Regions from separate parts of the Homo sapiens genome. Here region 1 is linked to region 2. Evidence: chromatin loops called from intact Hi-C (ENCODE). Cell type or tissue: sigmoid colon. All regions are shown on one strand. Links, peaks and the distances in the headings refer to the core of each region. The heading gives the core; the rest is flanking DNA.

The links. Peaks named below come from ENCODE experiments on the same cell type or tissue, not always from the same donor. Only the 100,000 strongest peaks of a DNase experiment are listed, where the experiment ranks them.
Region 1: a loop joins it to region 2, with 7 times the contacts of the local background. A loop is called at or near these places in 69 of 110 quality-filtered maps.

What each region holds. Positions count from the first base shown.
Region 1 is chr2:190,374,719-190,391,300 of GRCh38, reverse strand. No RefSeq gene overlaps it. Among named protein-coding and RNA genes, the nearest start is that of MFSD6, 25 kb to the left of the region's middle. In sigmoid colon, for the core only: a CTCF peak has its summit at 8,241 (motif pointing left); no DNase peak of the experiment used is centred there.
Region 2 is chr2:190,505,686-190,518,101 of GRCh38, reverse strand. NEMP2 (nuclear envelope integral membrane protein 2) reads left to right here. Exons shown (of 9, transcript NM_001142645.2): 5 at 489-582; 6 at 1,718-1,832; 7 at 3,424-3,649; 8 at 7,565-7,741; 9 at 8,790-12,416. The coding sequence ends at 8,913. Among named protein-coding and RNA genes, the nearest start is that of NEMP2, 23 kb to the left of the region's middle. In sigmoid colon, for the core only: CTCF peaks have their summits at 6,577 and 6,783 (motif pointing right); no DNase peak of the experiment used is centred there; H3K27ac peaks cover 1,133 bases.

The DNA.
Region 1 (16,582 bases), core at 3,992-11,991, 130 kb after region 2:
TGCACTTCAGCCTGGGTGACAGAGCAAGATGCTGACTCTAAAAAGAAAACCTCTGTCCAGTAGGAGTGCCACATGTTGAATGCTACCAAAGGACCCAAGATATCATACAGCAAATTAGGAAATTTTCCTTCCTTGCTAGATAAGGTTACAGTTTATTTTTCATGACAAGCTCTCATTACTAAGGATAATCGGTGCATGTTAAGGAGCCAGAAAACTGTACCTACTTAAACTCATCTTCCACATTCTTCCAGAACTTCTAGCCAATGCAAAGAAAATAAAATATGGATTATACATGTTGGAAAGGAAGAAACAAAATTATTTGTGCTATTTGATTATATATCTAGAACATTCAGGAGAACCAAACTGAAAAATTATTAAAATTAATAGATTTCTATAACATAGCAAGGCACAAGATTAATATATAGAATTCAGTATTTCCTAAATATTATTTTAAAACAAACACTGTAGGTGTGGGATGGGGAGAAATGACACCATTTGGAATAACAAGAAAATCTTCACTATCTGGTCACTTTCTCTAGATATTTTCTAGTTTTTCTGTATCCCTCTCAAAGTGTTATATTGGCAATAAACTAAAATGTATTTATTATTATTTCTTTCTGGAGAACCTATTGCTGTGATATCCAGAGTGTCACCATTTCCTATCGATTCAGCATAATACACTGGTTTCTTTTCCATTCAGGAAATCACATAGAACAATGTTCTATATGCCATAAGCTATGGCTTGATTCATCTTACCATTTGGTTGTCTGGGAATTTACTGAGTTACTTTAAACTTAAATGATCCTTCTTCAAACTAGATATTTTGCTATATGATAGTAGACTTATATAATTCAGGAGGAGCTGTGTAGGTAAAACAATATCTTAATAATTGCAGATTTAACAATAAGGAAACAGATATTTGTATACTCACTGACTTGTACAAATAGCAAATAGAATTTGGATGTTTTTACTGCATGATATTTTAAAATATATATCAACATAAAAGCCTGAAACAATTAAAAATGCTTTGATTACTTAAAATCAAATAACATTTATTATTAAAAATATAACAACTGTTCATGGTGAGACCATTAGTCTGAGGGCACTGAGTCCCCTCACTGTGCACAGATTACTCAACTTTTCTAGGTCTGAGAGGCTGTAATATAAAATAAATAAGCTGGGAATTGGTATCTGAAAGGTCTCTTCAGCTAAAAATTTTACTATTCTCCATAATCTGTATAAATCAAGTGTTTTCATCTTCTTGGTTTTAAAATATTTTGCAGTAAATAAAGTTTCCCTTCAAAGCAAAAAGCCCTGAGTGGTAAACATAAGTTTTGTGTTGTTGCTATTGTTGAAAATTTGACTGTTAATAGCAACATTTTTCTGTGTATCCTATATTAAAAATATTATGATATGGCACATAGAGAATGTAAAAGGAACCATATTCCATCCTCACTCAGCTTGATTGAAAGTTGACACTCTACTAAGTTTAATGTTGCCAAAATCAAATAGAAATAAAGTTTCCATCCTTAAATACCAACACATTTTTTTCAAAATTTATTTTTATTTTTTTGAGACAGGGTCTTGCTCTGTCACCCAGCCTAGAGTGCGATGGCATGATCACGGCCACTGCTAACTACAGCCTCGACCTCTCAGGCTCAAGTGATTTCTTTACCTCAGCCTCCTGAGTGCTGCAACCGCAGCTGCATGCCACCATGCCTGGCTAATTTTTTTATTTTTATTTTTTGTAGAGACGGGGACTCCCTATGTTGCCCAGACTGGTCTTGAACTCCTGGGCTCAATCAAGCATTCTTCCCGCCTGGCTTCCCAAAATGCTGGGATTACAGGCATGAGCCACTGTACCTGGCCCCAAGGCATCATTTTTTATCATTGATAATAAATAAGTAATGAAATATCAATAATTGAGCAATTATTCAGTTAATTATTAGGCACCCAAAGTTCTGGTACAGTCCTTATTGAAATGGGGTGATACAGAGCACAGAAAGAATACGCCATGATATTAAGGAAATTGCAGTTTCAGCAGAGAAATAAATAGATAAATAAATATGTTTAAAGCATATTCCAGGCCGGGAGTGGTGGCTCATGCCTGTAATTCCAGCACTTTGGGAGGCTGAGGCAGGTGGATCACAAGGTCAGGAGTTCGAGACCAGCCTGGCCAATATGGTGAAACCCCGTCTCTACTAAAAATACAAAAAAAAAATTAGCCAGGCATGGTGGTGCATGCCTGTAATCCCAGCTACTCGGGAGGCTGAGGCAGGAGAATTGCTTGAACTAGGGAGGCGGAGGTTGCAGTGAGCTGAGATCACGCCACTGCACTCCAGCCTGGGCAACAGGGTGAGACTCCATCTCAAAAAAATAAATAAATAAAAATAAAAATAAAGCATATTCCAGGAATGTTTATTTGGGGGAAAGTACATATCAGTATTCAAGTAATCCCCCTTAAAATATTCTTGCATAATACCACATGTAATACTCCTTTGAAGATAACTAGATATAGGAAACTCTCTCCAGTGTCTTAACATTCACGTCAAATAATTCTGGTCATATTCATTCACTCAATTATTAATTCAACTAATATTTACCAAGTATCTACTTTGTGATTTACACTGTTCTAAGTGCTGGGAACACAGCCATATATAAAACAGACAAGGTCTCTACTCTCATCAAGTTTATATTCCAGAGAATATATATAACTTGTAGCCCAAATGTTACTTTTTTCTAAATGAAATGTTGTATCAACTTTTATATCACTGTTTTCCCTAGTTATAAAAGTAATTCTTGCTTATTGCAAACAAACAACAACCATAATAGAGAAAATGAAGATACTTTTGTAGGCCCTCCCTTTGGCATAATTACTGTGAGTAGTTTGTTGTATATACTTAGATTTTTAAAAATATTTTTTAAATTTACAAACTGGATCACTCTTCTATAAATTGCTTTTTTCACTTAGCAACACAGTATACCATGTATATCTTTTCATCCCAATGCATCTAGATCTAACTCCTCTTTCTTATTGGCTGTATAATATAGCATTATATTTAGACATTTTATTTCAACCATTCTTCTATCGATGATCATCAAGGTTATTTCCTGTTTCTTCATTATGATTAGTGCTCAGTATTTTGCTTAAAAAATCTTTACCTAGCCCAAGACATTTGCAAATTCATATTGAGGGACTTAGAGACAGAGAAAGAGAACTCCTGCTTGCAGCTGCCTCACTGGCCTGGTGAGACAGAAATTGGAGTTTAGGGACTTTGAGCAGCCAACATCGAAGGGCTTCAGATCTCAGAGAAAAGGGGAATGTAGAGCAGGAGCTTGGTGCTCTGCCTGCAGTTTCACTGCCTACCTGTTATTCTTTCAAATCCTTTTTTGTGGGGGATGGGGTCGAGCAGGAAGAAGGCCTTGAATGCCAAGCTAAAGCCTAGGAGCTAGCAGAAAGTCACCAGAGTTATTAGGGAAACAAGGGCCTAAGAATCAGTTCTACAATGTTGGCATTGGAAGGGCCTCTTGTGACTATCTTACTAATGAAGAGACTGTAACACAGAGAGTTGTGCCCCACCTACAGCCATATATCATCCACGGCAGCAGAACCCCTAATGTAGGCTTCCTTAAACGACTGCCGATGCTCAAAGCCCTGCTGGCAGTGGGTGTGTGTGTCTTAGTATGTTTCTGCTGCTATAACAAAATACCTAACACCAGGTAATTTGCAAAAAAGAAAATTTATTTCTCACAGTTTTGGAAGCTGAGAATTTCAAGATCAAGGCACCAGTAGATTTGGTGTCTGGTGAGGGTGGTGCTCTGTTTCCAAGATGGTGCTTTGTTGCTGCATCCTCACATGGAGGAAGATAGAAGGGCAAAAAGGCAAAAAGGGCCTACCTGGTTTCCTTGAGCCCTTGACTTTTTTTTTTTGAGATGGAATCTCACTGTGTCACCTAGGCTGGAGTGCAGTGGTGAGATCGTGGCTCACTGCAACCTCTGCCTCCCGGGTTCAAGCGATTCTCCTACCTCAGCCTCCCGAATAGCTGGGATTACAGGTGCGTGCCACCACACCTGGCTAATTTTTGTATTTTAATAGAGACAGGGTCTCACCAGGTTGGCCAAGCTAGTCTCGAACTCCTGACCTCAAATGATCCACCCGCTTTGGCCTCCGAAAGTGCTGGGATTACAGGCATGAGCCACCGCACCTGGCTCCTTGACTCCTTTTCTGAGGGCACTAATCCCACTCATGAGGGCAGAGCTATCATAACTCCTTAAAACCTCTTAAAAACCCTGCCTCTTAATATTGTCACTTTGGGGTTTAAGTTCCAACATATGAATTTTGGAGGGACGCATACATTCAGACTGTAGCAGTGTACTAGCATGGGTCAGAGGCAAGAAGAGGTCTTGCCAAAGTGGTGATGTGGAAGTTGAAATGAAGAAAAAATGTTGAAAGTCAGGAAATGGGGAGAGAGCAGGGAGAAAGCCCCTACATGAGAACAGAACTTCAGAATTTTTCCTCAGGGAAGAATATAAAGGGGAGATCTATGATCAGAAAACCATAATACTGGAGTCTAACTGGGAGCCAGGGTGAGGGGGAGAGGGAAGATGATTACTTTGGGACCTGTTGTGTTCCATGGACTGGCAAGACATGGAGGTGGAAATGGCCAGTGGGCAGTTGGAAATGTGGGTTTGGAGTTGAAAAGAGAGATTAGGGCTTTTTCCTATTCCAATTTATGCCTTCCTTCCTTTCTTCCTTTTATAAATTTGGGGATCAAATATATAGTCATAGTTGAAGCTGCAGAAATAGATGGTATCTTTAGGTGAAAATGCATAAAGAATGTATATATTTTTAAGTATACATATTAGGCCTGGCATAGTGACTCACGCCTGTAATCCCAGCACTTTGGGTGGCTGAGGTAGGTGGATCACCTGAAGTAAGGGGTTCAACACCAGCCTGGCCAACATGGCGAAACACTATCTCTACTACAAAATATAAAAATTAGCCAGGCATGTTAATGTGTACCTGTAATCCCAGCTACTCAGGAGGCTGAGGCATGAGAATCGCTTGAACCCAGGAGGCAGAGGTTGCAGTGAGCCGAGGTCACGCCACTGCACTCCAGCCTGGGCAACAGAGCGAGACACTGTCTCAAAAAATAAAATAAAATAAAATAAAATAAAATAAAATAAAATAAAATAAAATAAAATAAAATAAAATAAAATAAAATAAAATAAAAGTATACATATTTGAATTTTACAGCTGGGAGTGGAAGCTCATGCCTGTAATCCCAGCACTTTGGGAGGCCGAAGCAGGCGGATTGCTTGAGCCAAGGAGTTCAAGACCCGCCTGGCCAACACGGCGAAACCTCATCTCTACAAAAAATATTTAAAAATTAGTGAGGTGTGGTGGCATGCACCTGTAGTCCCAGGTACTTGGGATGCTGAGGTGGGAGGATTGCTTGAGGCTACAATGATTACATCACTGTTCTCCAGCCTGGGTGACAGAGCAAGACACTGTCTCAAAAATAATTTTATACTTAAAAAATTTAATATAGGGTATCTGATTCATCATGAATACTAGATATCACGGCTGGAATCCCAGAAAAAAAGGTCATCTAGATTTTACTTAAATGTGTCTAATATCTGTAGGATTAACAGCAGTTAGAATGTGGCTCATTGTGTGGCTGGACAGCTCAAATCCTTCGAAAGCTTCTTGAAGTTCAAACTTCTATTGAGTTCACACTTCTCTATAATGTTTCTCACTGACTGTAAAATACAACTATTTAAACTTTTTTCTACTTTGCATCATAAAATCATACAAGTCAAGTAACACAGTGGCCTTCACTAATTACATACAATTGGCCAACTAATCTCATCAGCATATGATTAGTTCTAAAGAAAGCAATAGAGTATTAAAACAACCTGATTTACCTTTTTTACGTATTAGATTTTGAAAGACTGATATCATCTAGTGTTGGCAAGGATATAAGTAACGAGCATTCTCATCCTCTGTTGATGAGAGGTTGTTTTGTTTTGCTGCTATGTTGTCCAGGCTGGTAACTCCTGGGTTCAAGTGATCCTCTTGCCTCAGCCTCCCAAAGTGCTGAGATTACAAGCATGAGTCACCACACCCGACTGATGAAGGGTTAATTGGTGTACCTTTTCTAGAGGGCCCTTTGTCAATAGGTACCCACATTTAAAATGTACATATTTGATCTAGCAGTTTTACCTCTAAACATTTATCTTGGCCAGGCACAGTGGCTCATGCCTGTAATCCCAGCACTTTGGAAGGCCAAGGCAGGCATATCACCTGAGGTCAAGAGTTTCAGACCAGACTGGCCAACACAGTGAAACCTCGTCTCTACTAAAAATACAAAAATTAGCTGGGCATGGTGGCAGTCACCTGTAATTGCAGCTACTTGGGAGGCTGAGGCAGGAGAATCGCCTGAACCCTGGAGTCGGAGGTTGCAGTGAGCCAAGATTGTGCCACTGCACTCCAGCCTGGGCGACAGAGCAAGACTCCATCTCAAAAAACAAAAACACAAATAAAAACATTTATCTTAATGAAACAGAGAATTGTTCAAGTATGTACATTATCAAGCATGTTCATTGGCTCTTTATTTCTTGTAAACTTTTGAATTGATTTAATTATTCTTCTAGACACAAGTCCTTCATCAGATATGTATTACAAATATCTTCTGCCATTCTGTGGTTTGAATCTTTATTCTTTTACTCATAGAAGAAAAACAATTCTAGGAACATTGGCTAAAATGTTCTCAGTAGCTATGCTTGAATGTTGGATTTTTCTCCTCCTTTTTACTTCTCCATATTTTTCCAGTTTTTTAAGGATTATTTAATGACAATTTAAAACACAATAAAGGGAACGAATTGGTTAAGGAAGATGGTTTATTTAAAATGATGCAAGCTGGGCGCCGTGGCTCATGCCTGTAATCCCAGCACTTTGGGAGGCCAAAGTGGGTGGGTCACTTGAGATCAGGAGTTCGAGACCAGCCTTGCCAACATGGTGAAACCCCGTCTCTACTAAAAATACAAAAATTAACCGGATGTGGTGGTGGGCACCTGTAATTCCAGCTACACGGGAGGCTGAAGCAGGAGAGTCTCTTGAACCTGGGAGGTGGCAGTTGCAGTGAGCCAACAGAGATCACACCACTGCACTCTAGCGTGGGCAACAGACCAAGACTTTGTCTCAAAAAAAAAAAAAAAAGGGTCGGGCGTGGTGGCTTACACCTGTGTAGTCCCATCATTTTGGGAGGCCGAGGCAGGCAGATCACAAGGTCAAGAGATCGAGACCATCCTGGCCAACATGGTGAAACCTCTTCTCTACTAAAAATACACAAAAAATTAGCCGGGCATGGTGGCACGTGCCTGTAGTCCCAGCTACTCGGGAGGCTGAGGCAGAGAATCACTTGAACCTGGGAGGTGGCAGTTGCAGTGAGCCAACAGAGATCACACCACTGCACTCTAGCGGGGGCAACAGACCAAGACTTTGTCTCAAAAAAAAAAAAAAGGGTCGGGCGTGGTGGCTTACACCTGTGTAGTCCCATCATTTTGGGAGGCCGAGGCAGGCAGATCACAAGGTCAAGAGATCGAGACCATCCTGGCCAACATGGTGAAACCTCTTCTCTACTAAAAATACACAAAAAATTAGCCGGGCATGGTGGCACGTGCCTGTAGTCCCAGCTACTCGGGAGGCTGAGGCAGAGAATCACTTGAACCTGGGAGGTGGAGGTTGCAGTGAGCCCAGATCACACCACTGCACTCCAGCCTGGGTGACAGAGTGAGACTCTGTCTCAAAAAAAAAAAGAAGAAAAAAAAAATGCCGGGCGCGGTCTCACACCTATAATCCTTGCACTTTGGGAAGCCTACGTGGGTGGACTGCCTGAACTCAGGAGTTCCAGACCAGCCTGGTCAACTTGGTGAAACCCAATCTCTACTAAAAATACAAAAAATTAGCCGGGCGTGGTAGCTCTTGGCTATAGTCCTAGCTACTTGGGAGGCTGAGGCAGAGGAGAACCACTTGAACCCAGGAGGCAGAGATTGCAGTGAGCAGGGATCCTGCCACTGCATTCCAGCCTGGACGACAAAGCCAGACTGTCTCAAAAACAAAAACAAAAAAACATGATGCAGTTAAAAAGTGACCCATTGAAGAAGTTAGCCAAGACAAGATGTTTGCCACAATTTGCCTTTAATGTTGCATCTGCACCTGCACAAATCTGCTAGAGACACCTGGTGGAGAGTGTTGATAGGTTTACAGCAAGTGTTAGAATGTGCTGAATGTACTTGCTTACTTACAAGATGAGAAATGTACTAATGCACATCCTGGTTCCCTTATTAACTCAGCTTTCAAATAACTGGAAAGAGCCTTCAGATGGGGCAAGCCTAGCTTGCAAGTGGGCTGTGTTTGGGCCTCACTAGCAAATATGACAAAAATTTAGATAGAACAAAAGACAGTAAATTCAGAAGTAGAACTGGGACTTATTTGGGGCTGGCTACATAATTTGTGAGACCTAGTATAAAATGAAAATGTGGGGCTCCTTGTTCAAAAAGTAGGGAGAAAAGTATCCTTACAGGCACATAAAGGAAAAAGAGTTTTACTCTCTTCCATGGTCTCTCTCAACTTGACATGGTTTTTGGGTTTTGGGAGTTTTGTTGTTTTGTGTTTGTTTGTTGCTGTTTGATATCATTATAGATAAAGAAAAATAACAATTTTAATGATTAGTCTGAACTTTAATATTCATGTTTACCTCATGCAATGCCAATTTTTCTTTTTTTCTCTCTCTCTTCTTGCTCTGTCGCCCAGGCTGGAGTGCAGTGGTGCCATGTTGACTCACTGCAACCTCTGCCTCCCAGGCTCAAGTGATCCTCCCACTTCAAACTTCTGAATAGCTGGGACTACCGGCATATACCATCACGCCCAGCTAATTTTGTATTTTTAGTAAAGATGGGTTTTGCCATGTTGACCAGGCTGGTCTCCAACTCCTGACTGCAAGTGATCCACCCGCCTCGCCCTCCCAAAGTGCTGGGGTTACAGGTATGAGCCACCGTGCCCAGCCCAATGCCAGTTTTAAATGCAGATTGGAGAGTATTTAACTCATATGTGGTATCACCAAAATTACATAAATCATTTTTCACAGTTCACACATGAATATATATATTGTTCTTACCATAACAGTGAAAACATTGCAGGAAACTAACTCAACTCTTTTTATTTCACTTCTTGATACCCCGGCATTCTACCAGCCCTCCCTACCTTCAGCTTACTGGCAAGGAACTGAAAAGGAAAGGAACTATGTGTGGTCCTATCTTTACCTTTCCTTTTGTGCCATCATTTCAGCCTATGTGATTGGCTAATATAGGAAAATAGCACAAATAAGAAAGGACATGGGAGGTTTCCTTAGTTTTCCTGTTTCTTAGAATGCCATTGCCTTGTTTTTGCTTTGGAAGCAGGTTCTGGTTCTGGGAACTGTCAGTGCCCCCACTTGCTCAGTCATCAGCAATGTAATGCACTTACCATGCACTTGCTTTGAGTCTCATTGAACCCCCATACAACATAGGTCCACAAGAATTCTGTGCTCACAGGTGCTGTGAACCCTATGTGACCAGAACTGCAAGGGGACGAAGCACACACATTTTGTACATTTCTCCTCCTATTTGGTATGGCTACAATAAGAAGATGATCAAAGTATGATTTCAGGAATCACATGGTTTATTGCCATACAAAGAGATTCTTTTTTTTAATGCTCAAAGAGGGGGGAAATAACAAGAACAAATCTCGCAGAGATTATACTCCGCAGATGAGGTACATTATCCACATAATTAGTTATAATTTCATTTCAAGTCCAGTGATTACAGTTTAGTTGCTTAGAATGGAAGTAGGCCTCTGTGGATGTGAGGGAGATCCGAGACAACTTGTAAGATCCCTGGACACTAGCAAGTGGTGCCAGTGCTGTGTGGGCTGGCGAGGCTTTGAAAGCTAGCTCAAAGGCTGACAGAGATTAGCCCTGTTGCAGCCTGAGCTCTCAATCTGTCTGCCAAAATCTTGGGTTTATATGTGTTTTGGAGTCTAGTCGTTGAGGCCAATAACTCACATATGTGGTCTGGAAAAGTGTGATGTAACATTCTGACAGGGAAGGGGACTATGCTCCATGTTCTTATCACAGCAAAACATCTGTCACTTAACGCAGAAAGTGTTTGGAATATTTTCAGAGCTACGTAACACCTCCATTCATGCACATGCTCCATTGCCCCTCCATTCACTTACAAAACTTATGAATTTGAAGGTAAAATTTTTAAGAACTTCAACATGGCAATAGCAGAACCAAGCATGGCACATTTTTGAGGGTGGAGCTTTGTGAGCCGGCACAGGTCATAAGACCATATAGCCAGCCCAGGACTGGTTTGCTTTTTGCAAATGGGTAAAGGGAGAAAGCTCTTAATCCTACATGTTCAAGGCTCCTTTAAGATGAGGAACTTTGAAAATACAGGCTAGAAAAGAAAAATCATATTTAGAATTATAGGCATTTTGTTAGAGCCAGAACTTGGGCTAGCCTTGAGTATCAGATAGAAATAATAAATACATAAAACCTGTTTTGGCTGGGCGCGTTGGCCCATGCCTGTAATCCCAACACTTTGGGAGGCTGAGGCGGGTGGATCACCTGAGATCAGAAGTTCAAGACCAGCCTGACCAACATGGTGAAACCCTGTCTCTACTAAAAATACAAAAATTAGCCAAGTGTGGTGGCGCATGCCTGTAATCCCAGCTACTCTGGAGGCTGAGTCAGGAGAATCACTTGAACCCAGGAGGCAGAGGTTGCAGTGAGCCAAGATCATGGCATTGCACTCCAGCCTGGGCAACAAGAGCGAAACTCCATCTGAAAAAAACAAACAAACAAACAAACAAAAAACCTTTTTTAAAGGTGTCCATGATCAAAACAGCCGCTCCATCAGACCAGTTTCAAAGGTCTATTTGCATGCATACCCAGGCTTTGAGTTCCCTGGCATTTTAGGAGGACATTTGCAGTTACTTAAGTTTGCTTTAGAAACATGTTTTTCAACCTACCTGCCAACCCAGGTACAATTAGAGCTGCTCAGCATGAATGGTAAAGGTAACAACTTACTGTTTATGCTCTCTTTTTGCATTTAGCACTTAAAGAAAAACATAAAGAAGAAAACTTGGAAATAGGAAGAAAAATGTAGAAAATGTTTGTTTGTTTCTTTCCCATTTGGGCAAACAGCAAATGTGTGCCTCCGTATTTTATCTTTTCTGCCATGGGATGGGCAGTGCTGTTTTTGGTACAGTAGGGGTGTTTAAAGGCTGATGAAAATAACAGCATACTCCGGGCTGTGAATATGAGGCCAGGAGTCATGCCCAGTTTGTGGCCTGCGCTGAGTGTACAGACTCCTTAAGTGGAATGGCTCAGCAGAGTGTATGTACACAGTAGAGATGTGACATAAGCTCGTCTGCATTCTGAGCACTCAACACACAGAGGCAGAAGGTGTGGTTGGAGAGGAGGGGTCAGCAGGCGTCCAGGCGAGTTGCCAGGGTCAAGATTCTCAGCGATTTCTCATAGGTCTCATGAGAGGAATAACTGTACTTGCATTTCTCTTTTATTTCCATTATGCTTTTGTTGCTAGGAAGTTCCTTTTCCTTATCATCTTGATGAATGCACATATTTAGGGCACTTTTAATTCTTTGGGAGATGAAGTGGATAAATGCATCATAAGTAGATAAGTCAATGTGGGTAAGAGTTTAAATTATCGGGCTATGAATGTCATGAGACCTCAGTGATAAGTCCAAGGGATGTAATCAGAGGGTAAAAGCTGGGACAGCTCAGTTGTGGTGAGTGATAGAGATTGCTAGTTGTCCTCAAATGCCTGTTTCCTGGGTGCTAAAACTCCTAGTTTTTGGCTGCGTACATGGCTTCTGAGAATGGAAGCTTCCCTTGTAGCCGCGTGTACTCATGTGACAAGGTTCTGGCCAAAGGAATGAAAAATCATTCACCCTTTTCTTGTTCTTTGTCTTTCCCTCTATCTTGCTGCCCAAAATGCAGATCCTGTTGTCACAGTCTGGAGATGGGAGAGCAGTGAGATGGAAGGAGCGTGAGTTCCTGAGGACTTTAGGATAGAGCCGCCTTTCAGCTCTGGACGCACTTACCACTCCATTTCCCTTAAGCGAGGGAGAAATCACTTCTATCTTACTTAGGCCATTGTTATTTTGTCATTTCTGCCTCTCCTAGATAAGCCTATTGGTTACTGATACAGAGTATTACTGCAGACTTATTCTTGCTGGACTTCCTCCGAACACAGGGCTCCCTTAGGGACCTGTGTTCATTGAGGTTCAATAGTTTGTTTTTCATACTCCAATCATTTTAACACAGCAGAAAACCCTTTACGAAAATACTCATGCCTTGGCACTTCACAATCTCATGCCAGGAGCCTGTTACAAAAGGGGTCAGGAGCCACAGCAAAAGATTGGCAACTGATACCCAGTACAATGATCTTCAGACTCTACTGAGTGTAGGACCCAGTCCTTAGGAACAGTTGGGCTGAGTCAGAGATGATGCTAAGTAGAAGCAGATGGCTGGCGGAGTAACAGGCAAAAGGAAGTGTAGAAAATGTATTAAAGGCTGGGCGCGGTGGCTCACGCCTGTAATCCCAACACTCTAGGAGGCAGAGGCGGGCGGATCACGAGGTCAGGAGATGGAGACCATCCTGGCTAACACAGGTGAAACCCCGTCTCTACTAAAAATACAAAAAATTAGCCGGGCGTGGTGGCAGCGCCTGTAGTCCCAGCTACTCCGGAGGCTGAGACAGGAGAATGGCGTGAACCCGGGAGGCGGAGCTTGCAGTGAGCCAAGATCGCGTCACTGCGCTCCAGCCTGGGCGACAGAGCGAGACTCCGTCTCAAACAAACAAACAAACAAACAAACAAAACAAAACAAAACAAAACAAAACCCTACAAATGTATGATTCCATTTATCTGAGGTACCTAGAATAGTCAAATTCATAGAGACAGAAAGTAGAATGGCGGTTGCCAGTGCCTGGTGGGGGGATGGGGGAAATAGGGAGTTATGTAATCGGTATGGAGTTCGGCAGATGAAGAAGTTCTGGAGATGAATGATGTCACTGGTTGTACAAGAATGTGAATGCACTTAATGTTACTAAACTGTACACTTAGGGTTAAAATGGTACATTTTAGGTTATGTATATGTTACCACAATTTTTTTAAGTGAAAAACCTGGCTGGGAGTGGTAGTTTATGCCTGTAATCCCAGCATTTTGGGAGACCAAGATGGAAGAATCACTTGAGCCCAAGAATTTCAGAACAACCTGGGCTACACAGTAAGACCCTGTCTCTACAAAATATGTTTTTAAGTAAAAAAAAATTATCAAAGATGCTTAAAGATAAGCAAATCTGAATGATTTGGGTTTTATACTTTTCTTTAGCTGGGTGGTTTATTGAAAGAACCAAAAAAAAAAAAAGTAAAATGGACATGAGTCAGGCACTAACAGACAAAAATTGAGGGTTTAAATCAGTGCTGTATAGAAATATAATGCAAGCCACACATGCAATTTTAAATTTTCTTGTAGCTATATTCACAAAAGCACAAAGAAACAAGTAGAACTAATTGTGGCAATATATTTGATTTAACCCTACATACCCAAAATACCATTTCACATTAGAACCAATATAAAGAATTATGATGTTCTTATTTTTAAATAAAATTTAAACATTATTTTAAAATAAAATCCAATGTGCATGTTCACAGCACATCTCAATTCAGACTAGCCACATTTCAAGTGCACAATAGCCACCTGAGGCTAGTGGCTACCATTTGGGCAGTGTAAATCTAGATTACCTGTAGATTAGATAATGATTCTCAGGATAATCTGCATAATCAGATCATAATCATTAGAATTTAAAGAACCATAGCACTAAACTGCCACATGCATGGCCTACCTCATGGTATATTAGTGTGATAAATTGATTTTTAAAAATCTGTCTTGGTGGAAAAAGAAACAGCTACAAATTTCCGAGTTTAATGACACTCCTGCCTATATCCTAAGGGAAATAATGTATGAACTCTGTCTTTTCATTATTTTGCCTACCTTGATACGGTTATTTAACCACATGATGAGTTTGTCCCAACACCTGTCCTACTAATTTACTATGGTCATAGTTTGAGCTTGTTTGAAAGATTGAGGGTGATAAGCCATCTTGACATAGAGCTTCCTGCTTTTAGAAATACTTGACCCAACGTGGGTGAATTTAAACATTGCGTCTCAGGCAACCCATTCTCAAATCCAGCTGGAAGGACTGAGCTTTTGCTATAGGGAGAAATAGCCAGTTTCCTTGTATTCTAGTTATTGTAAGCTCTCATTCTTTCTCTGTTCCATGAGAGTGGAAGAAAAGTGACTTAACCATTACTTTCCCCTCTTACCTCTTTATAGGGCTGATAGCCAGGACTTGAATATTAGCTTTGGTAATATGCCAATGCTTGTTCTGTCACAAAAGTCCATGGCTTACTTTCAACATTAAAGTGGTTGTTTGACATTGAGAATTTAACTGACCAACTGTAGGACTAATTCTCAGCATTATAGCAAAGGTTTCTGAAGTGTTTTGGAAATAATGGGTAGAAGTAAAGATGTAGTTGATACTGCATATTACTTCTTGTTCAGCTTCTGAGCCTAATTCCTTCTGTCCCCACTTATTTAACACTGACAATGTGCCTAGGCAATGGAGATACATAATATATGAAAATCCCTGCCTTTTTGAAGCCAACATTCTAGAGGGAGAGACTAACAAGACAAATTAACTTCTATAAGGAGGCCATGGGTACTATGGAGGGCAAAACAGGGAAGGAGATGGGATGTGCAGGATGGGGTGGGGAAAGGTGGGTGGCAATAAGTGAAGATCATACTGATACAGTGACATTTGAGCAAAGTTTTGATGGAGATGAGGGAGGGAAATGTGCTGATATCTGGAGAAAGGTTTCCAGTTAGAACAGCAAGTGCAAAGGTCCTGAGGCAGAGGAAGCATGCTTGGCAAGTTCAGGGCACAGCAAGAAAGGCAGTGTGGCTGTAACAATGTGAACAATCTTAGCCTATTGGGCTGCTATAACAAAATGTCATGAACTGAGTGGCTTTTGAACAACAGAAATTTATTTCTCACAGTTCTGAAGGGTGGGAAGTCCCAGATCTAAGCAGATTCAGTGTCTGGTAAGGGCCTGCTTTCTGGATTACAGACTGCACCTCTTGCTGGCCCTGACGTGGTGAAAGGGTCAAGGGCTCTCTCCCAGGCCCCTTTTATAAGGGCACTAATCCCAGTCATAAGGGTTCCACCTTCATGACTGGATCACCTCCCAAAGGCCCTGTCTCCTAATACCATCACCCTGGGGGTTAGGATTTCAACATATGAATTTGGTAGGGGAGGGATACAGATATTTAGACCATAGCAGAGAGTAAGAGAAGATGAGAAGGAAGGGTGGAATGTGGGCCTTATAGGCTATATGAGGACTTTGGCTTTTTCCCTAAGAGAGCCGAGGAAACATTTGGAAGCATTTTTTGCCTTTCCTTTTTAAATTTATTTCTTTTTATAGGTTTAGGGGCGTAAGTGCAGTTGTGTTATTTAAATACATTGTGCAATGAAGTCTGGGCTTTTAATGTACCCATTACCCAAACAGTGCACATTGTACTCCATAGGTAGCATCTCATCCCTTACCTCCTTTCACACTCCCACCTTTTTAAGTCTCCAATGTTGATTATTCCACTGTGTGTCCATGTGTACCCATTATTTAGCTCCCACCTTTATGTGAGAACCTGCAGTTTTGACTTCCTGTTTCTAAGTCATTTCATTTAGGATAATGGCCTCCAGGTCTATCCGTGTTGCTGTAAGAAACATGATTTTTTTTTATGGCTGAGTAGTATTCTATATGTATATACCGCATTTTTAAAAAATCTATTCCTCCGACGGTGGACACTTATGTTGAGTCCTTAACCTTGATATTGTGAAGAATGCTGTGATAAACATGAGTGCAAATGTCTTTTTGAGGTGATTATTTTGTTTTTCCTTTGGGTAGCCCAATAGTGGGATTGCTGGATCGAATGGTAGTTCTACTTTTAGTTTTTTGAGAAATCTCCATACTCTTTTCCATGGAGGTTGTACTAATTAATATTCCCATCATCAGTGTATAGGCATCTCTTTTTCTCCACATCCTTGCCAACATCAGTTTTTGTTTTTTTTACTTTTTAATAATGGCCATTCTGACTGGTGTAAGATGGTATTTTATTGTGCTTTGGAGAATTTTGAACAGAAGAGGGACATGATCTGATCTGTGTTTGAAAAAGATCACTCTGGCTTCTGTCTTGAGAATGAACAGTATGGAGGCAAGTTAGAAGTTTATTGCAATAATCCAGGTGATGCATAAAAAGGCATGGAGCAGGGTGGGGTATAGGACAGTGATGTGGAATAGCTGAATTCTGGATATATTTTTGAAAGTGGAGACCAGAGAGTTTCCTGAGTGATTGCATATAGGTTGTGAGAGCAAGAAAGGAAGGGATGTTGA
Region 2 (12,416 bases), core at 2,121-10,120:
TTTGAAGCTTTTCCTTATAGTATTACCAAGTGTGTTTAATGTCATCCATGAACTTTAGAAACCAGATGATGCATACATAGCATGAAGAATAAAGCCTGGACTCTGACGAGCTGGGCTGTAATCCCAAATCCTCCACTGAGCAGATACTGACTTAGGGAAGATTTTTTAACTTTTTGGTGCCTTAATTTTCTCCTTTCTAAAACCTAGAAAAGTGCCTGCTACATGATAGGTGTTCAGTAATTATTGTCTGATCAGATCCTGAATATGAAAAATACTTCAGACATTCTGTTTTGAGTTAGTGGCAAGCAACTTACCATAAATTTCAAGTACCCATTTTGTTTTTTAAGAGTATAGGATGTAATGAGAGCTGCCATCTGAGTTTTCTGTTCTTAGTGTTATTTATGACTGATGTTGCCAGGTTAAACATGTTTTTCATACTCAAAGTGCTTTTTGGCATTTAAATAGCTTTTATCTGCTTATCTTGACAGAAGCCCTACTTTCTATTACTCCTCGGGAACTGTGCTAGGTGTTCTAATGACATTAGTCTTTGTCTTGCTGTTGGTGAAAAGATTCATTCCGAAGGTAGGCATACTATGTGAAAATGAGTAAAAAATGGAAATCATGATCTTACAGACATGAAAAATTAATCAAAATTAATTCACATTATGATAGGTTCTAATTTAAATTATGTTTCTTCATTATGTAAACTGGCTCTAAAATGTATCTTTTTCTGGAGTTCCTGATTTTATTTATTACTATATGTAGGCTTAGCTGAGTATTAAGTTTTCATGATACTTTTTTTGAGACCCCTTTGCTTTCTCGGTAATGTGTTTTTCTTGAGTGATAGGAAGCTATTTCTATATTGAGTGAAAATTTCTATTATCTTTATAGAGCTGGGAATCTCATGATGCTGAACCATTGGGGCCTTGAATAACAGCACTGCTACATCTGGGAATTTCTTTATTATTATTAGTTCCCCAACCCACCTTCTTTTTTTTTTTTTTTTTTTTTGAGACACAGTCTTGCTCTGTTGCCCAGGCTGGAATTTAGTGACATGATCTTGGCTCACTGCAACCTCTGCCTCCTGGGTTCAAGTGATCCTCCCGCCTCAGCCTGCCCAGTAGCTGGGACTACAGGCACACACCACCATGCCCAGCTAATTTTTGTATTTTTTGTAGAGACAGGATTTCACCATGTTGCCCAGGCTGGTCTTGAACTCCTGAGCTCCAGCGATCTGCCTGCCTTGGCCTCCCAAAGAGCTGCAAATACAGGCGTGAGCCACCGTGCCCGGCTACACCTTCAATAAAATAACACACTGAACTTAGTTGAGGATAAATAATTCATGTTGGTAGTGTTGCAGTTACACTGATTAAAGTTTGCAACAGCAGCATTATTTTAAGATAAATTTACTCTTTATAACAGTGCTTATAACTCCAACTTCAGTGTACATGCAAGCTAGATGGGAATCTTGTTGAAATGCAGGTTCTGATTTAGCAGTCTGCAGTGGGGCCTAGGACTCTGCCATCCCAGCAAGCTCCATGTGATGTCGGTGTTGCTGATTTGTGGACCACACCTTAAGACCCTAGGGAGTTTCTTAAATTGACTTCAAATCAGTTTGATGTAGGAGTTTCTAATACAAAAGGTTTATTTGTTTGCTTTTATTTTTATGAGAGTGAATGAACCAAAAAATGTGTCATTTATTTTCTTCCACACACAGTATAGCACCTTTTGGGCTCTAATGGTTGGTTGTTGGTTTGCCTCAGTTTATATTGTATGCCAGTTGATGGAAGATCTGAAGTGGCTGTGGTATGAAAACAGGATATATGTATTAGGTAGGTAAATAGAAAAACAATATGCTCTGTGATTGGTAAAACTGAGATGTACAACTAGAGGCCTTCTTTTGATAGATGTTTCTCTCCAACATCTAAATTTTCATTTTGAACTAACGAAAGGTGCTACTAAAAATAATATTTTGTTTATCTTATTCCCATTGTTGTTGATTTCAGTTCATTTAGATCTCATTTTAGATGATTTCCCTATGACATGTTTCTTAGTTTTCTGTAGTAATGATCAAAAGAGGAAAAAAAAGTGTTTGTCCCTTTTGAATGCACATGCTTCTGAATTGTGGTTAAGCTCTAACCACATCTAACTGGTAATGTAAAAGCTTCTCTGAAAAGTGGCTGTTTCTTTCTTTCCCGTAAGTATTCATTAGGAAAGGTGAGAAATCCTAACTATAAATTACTAATGAAAACTTGCCTTTTCAGAAACACAGAGGCTAAGAAACCATTTATTTTCCTTGTTTTACATTACAAAATAAATGTTTTTATTGTTTATTTTAACTAGAAAATAATGGACAATGAGAGAATCAATTTTCTCCTAACCTTTAGCACCAAATTTCTCACATAAGTTCACTTCCCTCAAAACAAAAGCAATTAAGTTGTTTTACTTGAAAATTGTATATTTTTAGCTCGTTCTTCTTTTTGTGCTACTTTTAAATTACAGATACCATGGTATGCTCCCCTGAATACTGCACTATTCCTCTCTGAAAAACAAGAGGCTTTTCCTATATAATCAGTTAATTATTATCTGAAAAATAATTACATAAAATCATCTATTACCCAGGCCATGAAAAAATTTCCCATTCTTGATGGCTTATATAAACTAGGATATGGTCCAGAACCACATTTAGTATCTGTTTTGTCCTGTAAATTGCTTTTAATCCGTAGCAGTTCTTTTTTCATCATAGTGATATGCTAAAGAAACCAAGCTTGTCCTGTAGAATCTCCACCTTCTAGATTTATCTGATGACCCCTTTATGATAGAATTTAACATATTCTTCTCTTCTGCGTATTTTCTGTAAACTGGAAATTAGACTTCAAGGCTTGGTTAGATATAAATTAAACACTTAAGATAGAATACCTAAGAGGTGATGGGCACTTCACCTTGGATCATACCCAGAGACACAGAATAGCTTATAGTCTCACCATCGTAATGATGAGACTGAACATTGGATTCAGAGGGTGACTCCCTCCACTGTAAAATTACCTTTTCCTTTCATGACAAGAAGGTAAAAATAAAAAATAGGGTTTGTAGCCAATGGTGACATACAACTGTGACTTCTTCCTGACCAAAGTAACCATGATAACATTTTAGTCCAGCCAGGGTGCTGGACTAAAACACAGACATACTTATGTATCATCATAATAATGAGTGTACATCCCAAATTATTGCGAAAGTCAGCCTAGTATCTCATATGGAAGGAATAACACCCTATGTGCATTTTTCAACCTTACTTTATGGGGTAAAAAACACAAAAATTAAGGTTCTCTAATAGTTTTTACCTTTAAGTCAAGGCTCTGCCAGGTTTTTCACATAATGTCTCAAATTCAAATTTATATTATTTTACCTCTTCCACTTTTCCAGGCTATGTCTTGATAGTTGGATTTTTCAGCTTTGTTGTTTGTTACAAGCATGGGCCCCTTGCAGACGACAGGAGCAGAAGTCTTCTGATGTGGATGCTGCGACTCCTCTCCCTGGTTCTGGTCTATGCTGGTGTGGCCGTGCCTCAGTTTGCCTATGCAGCCATAATCCTCCTCATGTCCTCCTGGAGTCTGCACTACCCACTGAGAGCATGCAGTTATATGAGGTGGTATGTATCATTTTTTTCCCCCAGCAAATTTGACATTTTGAGCTCTAGTTTTATTATTTGGGAGAGTGTTTGCACACATCATGTTAATCTCATAATTACATTTGATCTGGAGATTTCATTCTGAGCAAGATTGGGGGTGTAGGGGTAGAGAGCTCCAAGCATCTGATCCCATCTTCATGGCTAGTCTTCATTAATCGTTGAGAGCTGTACCACCAATTACCAGGTAATTAGAGCTCACTCAGAATTCACTAGAGTCAATGGCAGAAGTACTTGGACTCTGGGTTACCTAAAATATCTTCTTTTATTCAACATTTTCTTTAATTAGAGTCAAAGACTGCTTTAGTGGTATCAGCTGTGCTTATGAGATACGAATTAGGAAACAGAAATGAATCATAAATGACTGAAAGGTATTATTTGTATTTAGGACTTTCTTTTCTCTTAGGTTTTTAGTTAAGGCTTATGGCCTTTGGAGTATAAAAAGAAAAATGAAGTAACCTCTATTGTGACAGCTTTGTTATGTTTCTCCTCAGTCATTGAGTCTGAGCAGCTGTTTTCATGTCAGGTGCACAGATGGAGATGGTTCTTGCCCTTGAGGTATACTTGCTAGACATAGGCATACATTTCTATCTCTTTTAAGTATTAAAATGGAGACTTGCCCAGGAACTAAGGGTATATAGAGAAAGCCAGGAGAGCTTTCCTGGAGAGATATTACTACGCTGAATCTTAAAGAATGAATAAAAATAACCAGACGAATAAATGCGGAGGGCTTTCCTGATGGAGAGAAAGCCCAGTTTGGTACCATCAGGAGATAGGCAGTGCTGTCAGTGCAGCAAGCAAGGTGGGCATGGGCCAGATGCATGGCAGCCATGCTAAGCAATCTAGTCCAGTCCTGTACACAGTGGGGTTTAACCATGAGACATTTTAGTTGGTCCACTCTGACTGCTGCCTCTACAGCAGTTATCAAACCAGTTGCTTAGGACCCAGGCAGATACTATGGTGAGTGATGCTGAGCAGGGGTAAGGCAGCAGTAACCAGGAGGACTGTGGGAAACTCTACAAAGCAACCTCATTGAAAACGGGGCTGTTACCACTCAGCTTGAGCTGATTGCTCATGTGTGGGAATATGAGTCCTGTATTGCCAGATCTGCTGGTTTTCTAGAAAAATTGGAAATGGGAATTACGATTAGAATGTGAAATCTCAGGATTTTTAAATGTTGGCATTTAAAAGTAAAAATAATTAAAAATAAAAATACATTGAACAAACAAAAATCACACCAGAGACCATAAATACTCATTGGCTGGTGGGATGTGGCCCATCTGTCTTCTGGCACAGCAGGTGGATATAAAGGGGAGGCCCCTGTGGCAGGAGAACAGTTATCAGACATCACAGTGGTCCAGGCGAGAGCTGATGAGGGCCTAGGGTAGGACCATGAGACCAAGGCTAGAAGAGGGAGTGAATAAATGTTCAAGAGGTAAAATTGGCTGTGAGGAAGGACACTATGGTGACTGGTAGTTTATGGAACTGGTGACTGTGTGTGTGTGTGGCAATATCACAGGGTTAAAATTGCACCATTGACAGGACAGGGAGCCCGCACAGAAGATGCTGGCGGGGCTGAAAGGCAGCAGGGCAGGGTTGGAGGGTTGATGCTGACTGGGTCTCTCTTTGCCCCATCTGCCCGAGGCAAACAGTGACTCGGAACACCAGAGGTCTTTTGTCAGTGAGGCTGGTCCCCCAACATCTTCCAGGTCCCTGGCCCTTTGCCAGGCTTGTGGCCTGAGGAACTCAGGATAGAGTTCCTTCTTCCTTCCCTTTAACCATCCAGCTCCCTGCCAAGAGCAGAGTGTGTTCTGCACAATGGTTCTTTTGTGCACTAGCTGTGTTCTATAATAATCAAAATGTACTATAACTTCCTCAACTTAAAATTTTGCTAGTGAATAATTATATAAAGAATTAGGGGATGAAACAGGAACTTATAGGTTAAATAACACACCAGAGAAATAATACCTTTATTTTGTATAGTACTTTCTAGTTGCAAAGAGCTGTTTACTTATATTTTAATAGTATATGGTAACTACTCTTTTGATTATCCTTATTGAACACCTACTATAGGCCACTTACAGTGCTAAGAACCCTACACAAAATATCTCATTTAACCTGTACAGTGACCTATGAAGTAGATGAGGGAGATATTATTGCTTTCATTTTAATTTTTTTCATATGAGCAAAGTGAGGCTCTGAACTGTTAAGGAATTCCCCAAGTTCATATAGTGAATAAATCTCAAAGCCAGGACTATGTCCAGGTCTTCTGGCTTAGCATCCAGGGTTTTTCCTTCAGGGAAACCATGCACAGGTATTCAGAAAAGCAGAAGGAGATTATATCACTGTTTCCTTGATCTAGCTCATCAACTATAAGATCTTTAAAAGATAATAGATTTATCAATCCTAACCCTCAAGAAAAAATATATATATACTTAAATATATATTATATAAATATATCCTAATAATTCTGATGCTCATTTATATTTCAAAATCTCTGGTTAAATTTAAAACCACCTCAAAATATTTTTAAAAACTCATTATAAATAAAACAAATGTTTTAGGCCGGGCGCAGTGGCTCATGCCTGTAATCCCAGCAGTTTGGGAGGCTGAGGTGGATGGATCATGAGGTCAAGAGTTTGAGACCAGCCTGACCAACATGGTGAAACCCCATCTCTACTAAAAAATACACAAATTAGCCGGGCGTGGTGGCGTGCGTCTGTAATCCCAGCTACTCAGGAGGGTGAGGCAGGAGAATTGCTTGAATCCCAGAGGTGGACATTGCAGTGAGCTGAGATTGTGCCACGGCACTCCAGCCTGGGCAACAGAGCGAGACTCTGGCTCAAAAAAAAAAAAAAAAAAATTAAATTTAATTTAAAAAATAAATAAAACAAATGTTTTAAAAACCTTATTATTGTTACTATTTTTATGAGAGTCTTAGATTCCTAAATTTTTAGATTCCTACATTTTATGAGATTTAGGATTTTCTTGGTTGGAAAAAGAAAGTTCTAATCATGATCCACTCGTCATGTAATACAGGAAAAATTACTATAAATTTTGTACAATATTTGCTCTTTCTCTCTAGGATTAGAATCACCACCACTAGGTGGAAGTGATATCCCACAAATCCTCCCAGGTTCTTGGTGTGGAGAGTAAATGGTCAGTGTTCTAGAGGGTCTGCATAAAAGGACATCTCAAAAGCTTGCTTCTATTAGTGCCCAAGAAAATCAACAGGCCAAGCATAAAAAAACAAAACAAAACAAGCTTTTAATTGCCTCTGTGATTAGAAATCACCGAGGAAGAAAAATACAATTAACATCTGTATCAGAAATTGATTCTCAAATACCTTAGGACATTATTTATGATAGTCCAGGAAATGGGGAAATACACTATTAGGCCCAAACTACATGTTCTCTATACCTCAGTCATGATAACAGCAATAAAAAAGTATAGATATGATATAGAGGAAGTTAAGAAGTATTATTACTGTTACCATCTAAGAAATGTATTTTTGTAAATCTTTTTTTTTTTTTTTTGAGACGGAGTCTCCCTCTGTCGCCCAGGCTGGAGTGCAGTGGCGCGATCTCGGCTTACTGCAACCTCTGCCTCCCAGGTTCACGCCATTCTCCTGCCTCAGCCTCCCAAGTAGCTGGGACTACAGGCGACCACCACCATGCTCAGCTAATTTTTTATATTTTTAGTAGAGACAGTGTTTCACCTTGTTAGCCAGGACCGTCTCAATCTCCTGACCTCGTGATCCGCCTCCCCAGGCCTCCCAAAATGCTGGATTACAGGCGTGAGCCACCGAGCCTGGCCTATTTTTGTAAATCTTAAGGATTGAATTAGGAAGTAATCCTGCAACCACATGCCATGTTTTAGGAAAATGGAGCAGTGGTTTACATCAAAAGAGCTGGTGGTGAAATATCTTACGGAAGACGAGTACAGGGAGCAAGCTGATGCTGAAACGAACAGTGCTCTGGAGGAGCTACGCCGGGCCTGCCGAAAACCCGACTTTCCCTCATGGCTGGTCGTCTCCAGACTCCACACTCCTAGCAAGTAAGTCCCGCTCTGCTGCTCGGACCATAGTTTAGTTCAGAATGATTTAAAAAATAATATGATGGTTTGGTACAGGCACTTCAGGGTAGAAATAGACTGTTTCCCTGGATAACAGATGATGTGGAAGTTGTCAGAGGTCCCTTTTCTCAGTACTGTGACTTTGCACAGTAGAACTGCTGATGTCAGAATAAATATTTATCTGATGTTTTATAGGGAAGGCTATAAAGATAACTTCCCTATGCGAAGGGAAGGTGGAATAGGATGTGTGACCTGCTTCTCACCCTATTGGTGGGGAAAATCTTTTTTGTTTTGTTTTGTTTTAGATGGAGTCTTGCTCTGTCACCCAGGCTGGAGTGCAATGGTGCAATCTCAGCTCATTGCAACCTCCGCCTGCCAGGTTCAAGCAATTCTCCTGCCTCAGCCACTTGAGTAGCTGGGATTACAAGGCGCGGGCGCCACCATGCCCGGCTAATTTTTGTATTTTCAGTAGAGATGGGGTTTCACCATGTTGGTCAGGCTGGTCTCTAACTCCTGACCTCGTGATCTGCCTGCCTTGGCCTCCCAAAGTGCTGGGATTACAGGCATGAGCCACCGCACCCAGCTGGAAAATCATTTTTAAAGTTCACTAAGAAAGACGTCTGTCCCAAAATTTTTCCTTATTGCTTTCTCTTCCTCATAACTTTATCCAAATAACAGTGCCCTCAAATTAAAGATGGAAGGGGGAAGTATTTGAAACAAAATAATGAATAATAATAAATTCAAACTAATAAAAAATAGAGACAAGAAGGAATTAGAAAACAGGAGTGAGTACATTTGGCTTACTTAGTGCTTATATATCTGCCCTAATTCTCTGCCCTTTCCATGAATAGCTGTTTTTAGAGGGATCACATAAGCCATTCCCATTTTTACACCCACTGTGTAAATGCCACCCTGTATTGATGCAAAGTCAAATTTAATTAAAGGGGATAAATAGCAAGGGAACATGTTATCTTTCAAATAAACCTTCCTGAGATAACATTAACTTTATTTAAAACAAAAAACTTGTTAGATTTGCAGACTTTGTTCTTGGAGGAAGCCACTTGTCACCTGAAGAAATCAGTCTGCATGAAGAGCAGTATGGCCTTGGGGGTGCCTTCTTGGAAGAGCAGCTCTTTAACCCGAGTACTGCCTGACATGCGACCTTCAAGTTGACTTCATTCTGGACAAGGAAGTGGGCAAAGGGCAGGGATTCTATTAAAGTTAGGCAGAACTGTTCTAGTGAACGGTGGCAAAAACATTTGCTGTGGAGAAAAACAAGTCAGTCTGGAAAGGGAAACCAACCCATTTTGAAGATAACTTAGCATTCTTGGTGACTTCTGCTACTTATTGTACTGTAGGTGGATACCAAAATTCTGTGACAGCCACTACCACTTACCTTGAATGAAGGCTTTCATTAGGAACAGGGGAATGGCGTTGTTCTTAAGGGGCTAGTAAGCATGAACAGGTGCTTTGTCGACACCAGGGCACTAAATCTGGTCTTAATCCCCTGAACCTGTGTCAGAAGACTCTGCAATACTCTTCCTATAGTTCGTCAGTATAAGTCCTTAAAGAGACCTGAGACATGCTGGACCAGTGTTTTCCAAAGTACAGCTCACAGGCTACTACCAAGTGTTGGTCAATAAAGGTATTCTGAGGTCAACTAAGATTGATATAAAGTTAAACTAATGTATTTCAGTATCTCTCAGAGGCATTCATAATGCTCGTGTGCACTGTGAATCTCCCAAAGGGGAGAAATTGTGTGCTGCAGTTTCTTGCTTAATTTGACCACAGAACTCTTTTTCATGAGATTAATATTCCTTGGAACACGTTTGGAAAATGCTAATGGTGGTGGAACTGAGCTCATGAGAGGTTAAATAACTTGTGCAAGACCACACTGAGATGCAGCACTGGTAGAAATCCAGCCCTGATGTATCCTTTGACTCAGGTAGACAAGATCTTCAGGTGCAAGCTTAGGAGCCATCTCCCTACAGCCATGGGCCTCACAATGTTGGTGGCTTTACTTTTTATTTTTCAATAATGGCCAACTTGCTATTTAACTGTGATAAAGGGAAATGTTTCTGAAGACATTTTAAAGTTTTTTATACATACGTAAGATTTTTATATACATACGTAAGGATTAGATACTATGATTACTTTTTTTGTATTTTGAAATTGAAGGCACTTAAGCTCTTGTGATATTTTGAATTGACTGATCCATTTAAAAAATTGTTTAGCTATAGGTGTTTGTAACAATTTCTTATAAAATGATTTTTTTTCTTGATTCATGATATTAAACTCCAGATTGAAATGAGGGGCTATGAGCTTTGACCCTGAGGAAAGAAGGCCAAAACATAGATCTGAGGAAAGATTTGAACATGGCAAGACAATCTCAGGGTTAAGATGTTGCTAAGTTGATTCTGAGAATCAAAATCAGGCTTTTTTTCCTGTGATGGGATCATAAAAATAATCTTTTTATCAGGACAAAGGTTATGGGCGAAGGATAGACAGAATTTTGGCACTGCTGCTTTCCTGAGCCAAATTAAGTAGTTTTTCTAAATCATGAAAAAAGAGCATGACTATCCATCTGGAACTTCCTAGATTGATTTTCAAATGATAGTTCCTCTTTGAAGTATTTACAGGTCTGTTTTTGCCAGACATCTTTTCATACTGGGAACTTTTTTTTTTGTAATATCCACTAAAGTTAATCTGCCTTTATATAGACTTGGATTTTTAAAAAACCAAAGGATATATTTTCCATTCAGATTTATGGTAACTATTTTATGAGTAAATAGAAGTTTGAATATTTTTCTTATGGTTTAATCTGTTTTTTTAAATTATATTTATTGGTGATATAAATGTATCAGATGTATCAGTGCCTGTGCTCACCAAGTTCGTCTCCTAAGAAGCAGTTTGTGTGCTACAACGTATGCGTATGAGTAAATAACACATGAACAATCTGCTGGGGCTGCCAGGTACATCCCAGCCAGGACAGCCGCTGGGCCAGGGGGAAGAGGTACTGCTGAGGGAAGGAAGCAGCTCTTCATGGGCAGCTAGCCAGGTGTAACCATCACAGTAAAAACAGCCAAAGAGAGAAGAACAACAGCAGTCCTTGAGGATATTGTTTTCCATGTTTATTTTTAGAGGAAATCATAGGTTTGTCAGTTTCTGCTTTGTGACTACTGTGAGAAGCTAAACAATTAGAAGCATTACTTGTGATATTTTTAGTGTATTTATGTTGTTTTCATTTGATTTGGGGGTGTATTATAGTACTGATCACAATTCTAATCCCCATCAAGCAATGTACAGATAACTCTTCCAAGAAATGTTTCCCTCCTTTCTTTCCTCCCTTCCCTTCTCTTTCTCCCTCACCTCCTGTCTCCTCTCCTCCTCCCTTTTTAAAGGCCTTTGAACAGTTTAAACGACCACTCAATAAAATGGCTCTGCCCTTCACAGGTGGTTGGAAGTTGGCTTTGTGCCTCACACACCATAGGTGTATAATTATGGAGCCTAACAGATCCCTTTGTTATTTTACTGCTTATGCTTGGTGCCTACAAAAGCTTACTGTTGTTAGCAAGTTGAACTCTTTGACACCAGATGTGTGGGTGAGATATAGTGTAGGTGGCTATGCTTAAACAATCGTATCATTCAAGTGTTATTTTTAAAAGGTTTTAAAACACATTTTACATATCACAAAAAATGCTTTGTGAATTAGTTGTATGGTTTGCCAGTAATACCTAGGGCTGAATTACAGGGGAATGTCCATCTGACATGAAGGACAATATTTCAATTTATGACTTTTTAAAAAAATCTGGAAATTTCATATATTTAGATTTTAAGAGGGTTTGGAATAGATGATGGATTACATAAAAATATCTAAATATGTGGAGGAATTAAGATCCTGAAATGATGTCAACTAAAGAAATGCTCTCTTACATTATGCTATGTGTGATTGTTTCCCAGAGTGAGAGATGTACAATTTTATAAATTAGCTTTTCTTGTCCAACTGAAAGCAAGATAGACAACATAATGGATGTGGAAGTTTGAAGACACCTGCAGGAAGACAGAGAGGTACTTTTAGGTGACAACAGGAGCAAGCTGCCTTCTGAGAGAGCCTGCTGGGTGGCATGACATTGAAGAGTGAACTATTTGGGTGTGACTGTTAGCCTTATTGACTTAGAACCCTGCTTTTTGTTATTGCACCATAAGACCTGTCTCTTGTTAGTCAATTCATATAGTTGGTACAGGTAGTGATTCACAACCAAAAATATAACTAGCATAAGGATAAAAACACTTGACTTGATATGACCAGCAGATTCTCTCTCAGAAGACAGATTTACAAGGGGTCAAATTATAATAAGGTGGCTACTTGGTGAACTGAAACAAAACAAAGGGAGCTTGTTATATAATTCACATGGTTAATGTCATGAGGCCAAAGAGTTTGATGCAGATGCCACCCCCCACCCCAGTGGGGCTAGCCTTGTTAATGGGATGAGATACCAGGTCTGTTGACAAAGACCACGCCTTCCTTTATGCAGGTCCTGCCAACTTTTTCCTCTCTGTGACTGCTGTTTTTCTAATCTTCATTATTGACAAACATCCCACCCCCTCTGATGGGCATATTTTTACTCAGATGTGTTAAAATCTTTAGTCTTTCTCT